Regions from separate parts of the Homo sapiens genome. Here region 2 is linked to region 1. Evidence: chromatin loops called from intact Hi-C (ENCODE). Cell type or tissue: adrenal gland. All regions are shown on one strand.

Region 1 (2,500 bases):
CTTGCTCTGTCACCCAGGCTGGAATGCAATGGCGCGATCTCAGCTCACTGCAACCTCCGTCTCCCAGGTTCAAACAATTCTTATGCCTCAGCCTCCCGAGTAGCTGGGGCTACAGGCGCCCACCACCATGCTTGGCTCATTTTTCTATTTTTAGTAGAGACAGGGTTTCACCATATTGGCCAGGCTGGTCTCGAACTCCTCACCTCAAGTGATCCACCTGGTTCGGCCTCCCCAAGTGCTGGGATTACAGGCGTGAGCCACTGCGCCTGGCCTACCTTTGTTTTTGAAGTGGGTTGGGTGGGCCTGGGTTTCTCAAATCCCAGTATAGCACTGCATAGGATATATCACGGTCCTCAGTTCTCAGAACCTGGGTCTCCTCAGCTGTGAAAAGGGATAGTGATAATAGTGGCAATCACAGGGTTGCTGTGAGAGATACTTAAGATTTTGTAGAAACACCCACGCAGGCTGGGCGTGGTGGCTCACATCTGTAATCCCAGCACTTTGGGAGGCCGAGGTGGGAGGATCACTTGAGCACAGGAGTTCAAGACCAGCCAGGGCAACACAGTGAGATCTCCTCACTACAAAAAATATATATAAATTGGGTGGGCGTGGTGGTGTGCACCTGTAGTCCAATCTACTCGGGAGGCTGAGGTGGGAGGATTGCTTGAGCCTGGGAGGTGGGAGGTCGAGGCTGCAGTGAGCTGTGATTGTGCCCCTGCTTTCTATCCTGGGCAAAAGAATGAGACTCTCAGAAAAAAAAAAGAAAAAGAAATGATGACTTCAAGACCCAAGGAAAATTGCCCGTTAAAATTTTTTAAAATAATCTTTTAAATAAAAAATTTAAAAGAGAAACACCCATGTATCGTGTACATTGAACGGTGCCTGGCACCTGCTCAGCTTTGAATCATTTCTCCCGTGATGTTGCCATCAAATCTCCAGGGAAGGGGAAGCAGGCACCATCACGGCCACCAGGGGGCGCCGCTGCCACAGCTCTGAGTCTCGGCTGGGCCGGGCTGGCATCTCCACCGCCCATCACCTCCCACCATTGTCCCCCTCCGTTTTCAGGCCGGGCCTCCACTTTCTCATGTCACCCACTCTGCTATTACTCCATGCTCCCATCCTTCCTACGTCCTTACTTTCACCCAGGATGAGAAAGTGCCCCACCGTGTCCAGGCCACATCACCTTGTCCCATGACCTATGTCCCTTCCCTCCCCAAGGGAAGCTTCAGCCCATACCTTGCGCCATTTACCCGGCCCAAGGGCTCTCCCTGCGCAGGTAATGACCTTGTCCCTTTTCCCTCTGGATGGTTTCTCTGAAGGTCAGGTGAGGTCATGTGTGGGGAAGTCCCTCAGAGACAAACACTGGGGTCTGGTGCAACAGCTCACCCCTGTAATCCCAACACTTTAGGAGGCCAAGGCAGGAGGATCGTTGGAGGCCAGGAGGAGTTCAAGACCACTCTGGGAAAAATGGCAAGATCCCATCTCTACAAATAACTTAAAAATGAGCCAGGTGTTGAGCATGAACAGCTACTCAGGAGACTGAGGTGGGAGGGTCGTTTGAGGCCAGGAGTTTGAGGCTGCAGTGAGCTATGACTGTGCCACTGCACTCCAGCCTGGGTGACAGAATAAGACCCTTGTCTCAAAAATAAATAAATAAATAAATAGGCAAATAAAAATCAGCCAGGTGGGGTGATGCAAGCCTATAATTGCAGCACTTTGGGAGGCTGAGGCAGGAGGATTGCTCGAGGTCAGGAGTTCAAGACTAGCCTGGGCAACATCTCTACAAAAAAATTTAGAAATGAACCAGATGTGGTGGTGGGCACCTATAGTCCCTGCTACTCAGGAGGCTGAGGTGGGAGGATCACTTGAGGCCAGGAGTTCAAGGCTGCAGTGAGCTATGATTGCACCACTGCACTCCAGCCTGGATCACATAGTGAAACTGTGTCTCTAAAATCAAACCAAACCAAACCAAACCACAGCCCAGAGCTGGTGACAGGGTTGGGACAGCTGCAGTGAGCCTCAGGCCAGGGGCCCATGCCTTCCTCAGGAGCTCTGAGGAGTCCTTCCTGGTCAGAACACACTCCAGGAATTGCACTTTTCCAGCAGGGCTGGAGAGGTGTCCACAGGCCTGAGCAGACCCGCCCCTGGGAGAGAGGCCTGTGGACACCAAGGCCAACTCTAAAGGGGGTAGCTGCATTTGTAGCCCAGCTCCTGGGCACTTACTAGGCCCGAATGCGGGCTCCGCGTGGCCAGAGAATTGGAAAATGCAGAATTTTTTTTCCACAGGAAATCTCCAAATGTTTGAATATTGGCAGTTAGTTACAATTATTTTCAAACTCTTCATGGGCCAGTCAAGGCAATCTACAGCCGGGCTTGGCCTGTGGGTACCATTTTGCAGCCTCTGATGGAAGCTTCTTGAAGACACTGGTCAATGCTAATGGTCAATACCTTGCAGCACTGATCACAGGGATAACCTGAGTTTTAAGCTGCCTGGGTGATC
Region 2 (2,500 bases), 220 kb after region 1:
CAGCTAATTTTTTGTATTTTTAGTAGAAACAAGGTTTCACCATGTTGGCCAGGCTGGTCTTGAACTCCTGACCTCAGGCAATCTGCCCACCTAGGCCTCCCGATGTGCTGGGATTACAGACGTGAGCCACTGCACCCGGCCTGGGTTTTTCTTTTTTTTTAATTTGAGACAGGGTCTCGCTCTGTCACCCAGGCTGGAGTCCAGTGGTGTGATCACAGCTCACTGCAGTCTCCAACTCCTGGGCTCAAGTGATCCCCCAGCCTCATCCCCATCTTACCTTCCAGTCCTTGGTGACAGCCCAGACCACGCTGACTCCCACCGAGATGTGCATGACCCCGTTTTCAGATCCAGGAGGCTCCACGATGGACCAGGAACTTCCTACCGGGCCCCCAAGAAACCCCCAGTGGCCCCCATCAGCCTGGACAGCTGGGGAGCGAGTGACCCTCACCCTTCTCCCCAGTACAGGGTATGTGGGTGGGGGAGCCGGGCTGCCCACCTTTGGGATTGCTCCTGTTGATTCCTTCCCGGACCAGGGCCTGTCCCTCCCAGAGTGTGGCCCACAGGAGGTCGTGGGGCCCACAGCTGATCTGAACCACCTCCCCGGGGGTGTCCAGCAGGGACCAGGAGGACCCTTCGGGGTTGGAGTGGCTGACGTCCTCTCTGTACCACACCTGGGAGGCAAGACAGGGACACAGCACCTGCATCAACTCATTCACACCAGCCAAGCACGGGGGTCTCGGTGTGGTAGGGGGTAGGACCCATGTCCCCTGACCGTCCAGATCTCACTCCCTGCCCCCTACCCCGGCCAAAAAACGCAAACCCTGGATTCCGGTGGTCCTGAGGGATACACTTGTTCCATTCATCTGTTTGGGGTGATGCCCCCAACCCAGCCCACTCATGGACACCCACCCACCACCTGATTCCAGTCTCAGGCATGTGGGTCTCCGGCCACTCTGGCCAGCCCGTGTGTCCCATGCCCCCTTGTGGCGATGTGCTCTCAGGACACCCGGCTCCAGGGGAGGCTCCAACTCCCATTCATAAACTATCTAAGACGTCAGTTCTTTTTTCCTTCACTGAATGGTTAAGACTGGGAGCAACGTGCTCAGAGCGTCTGAACTGTTTGGCTCATTTTAGCTGGGGGAGACTACATGTCACTTCGTGATCCAGAAAGGGCAAGGGACCCTCCCCATAGGGCTGTCTTCAGACAGGGGACCCAGCCTCCCAATCCTGCCACCATCCCCCTACAGCAGGCCCTGCAGGACCAGGCCTAGGAGCCTCCCTTCGGCTAGCAGGTGGCCCATCTGTCTCCCCAGCTTCTACAGAAGCCCAGGTCCTGGTGCCACCTCTCATGGACCACAGGTGTGGTGCAGGCAGCACCAGCTCACGGCCGACATTCCAGGACACAAACGCTGCTCTGCAGCCCCTGTTCTCCCCTCTCTCTCTTTGCATCCAGATGGCCATGGCCCCCCGATGGGGGCTCAGTCCTGGGGCAGCTCCCTCACTCTGCCCGGCCCCTCGCCACCGCCCTTCAGCAGGGCTGAGGAAGCAACTGTGTTCGCCTGTTCCCAGGCCAACGTGGCCGCAGAGGGGGGCTGCGACAAAACTGGCAACTTCTGAATAACTGCTAAGCCCACTGGGGAGCTGTGGTCAATGCGTGGTGAGAGCGACTGAAGAATCCTGCTGTGCAACAGAAAGCCATGACTCGAGTGTCAGCGCCCTGAGTTCAGGACCCTCGGGGCCTCTGCTGCCCTCAGGGGCTGCTTCGATTCCTCTGCTTAGTTCACAAACTCCTTGAGACAGGATTGCCTCTCTCTAAACAGCCACAGATCCACTACCCACCTACCCACCCACCCATCCATCCATCCATCCACACATCTGTCCACCTGCACACACCTTCCATCCATCCACACATATAACCACCTATCCATCTATCCATACACCCACTCACCCACTCACCCACCCACCTACACACCCATCCATCCATCCACACACCCACCCACCCATCCATCCACCCATCTATCCATCCATCCGCACACCCACCCATCTGTCCATCTGCACATACCTTCCATTCATCCACACATATACCCACCTATCCATCTATCCATACACCCACTCACCCACTCACCCACCCACCCACACAGCCATCCATCCATGCACACACCCATCCATCCATCTACACACCCACCCACCCATCCACCCACCCACCCATCCATCCATCCATCCACCCATCCATCCATCCGCACACCCACCCATCTGTCCATCTGCACATACCTTCCATTCATCCACACATATACCCACCTATCCATCTACCCATACACCCACCCACCCACTCACCCACCCATCCACACACCCATCCGCCCATCCACACACCCACCCACCCATCCATCCACACATCCACCCACACCCATCCATCCATCCACCCACCCATCCACCCATCCATCCACACACCCACCTATCCATCCTTCTGCCCACACACCCACCCATCCACCCATCCATCCAC

The links. A loop is a pair of places that touch in the nucleus more often than their neighbours do. Peaks named below come from ENCODE experiments on the same cell type or tissue, not always from the same donor. Only the 100,000 strongest peaks of a DNase experiment are listed, where the experiment ranks them.
Region 2: a loop joins it to region 1, with 5 times the contacts of the local background. A loop is called at or near these places in 39 of 110 quality-filtered maps.

Annotation. Positions count from the first base shown.
Region 1 is chr7:98,020,732-98,023,231 of GRCh38, forward strand. No RefSeq gene overlaps it. Among named protein-coding and RNA genes, the nearest start is that of OCM2, 32 kb to the left of the region's middle. RefSeq lists an enhancer at 2,058-2,500. In adrenal gland, CTCF peaks have their summits at 979 (motif pointing right) and 1,180; a DNase peak (open chromatin) is centred at 1,000.
Region 2 is chr7:98,240,574-98,243,073 of GRCh38, forward strand. TECPR1 (tectonin beta-propeller repeat containing 1) reads right to left here. Exons shown (of 26, transcript NM_015395.3): 7 at 497-671; 8 at 278-378. Among named protein-coding and RNA genes, the nearest start is that of TECPR1, 10 kb to the right of the region's middle. RefSeq lists an enhancer at 193-1,095. In adrenal gland, a CTCF peak has its summit at 973 (motif pointing left); no DNase peak of the experiment used is centred here.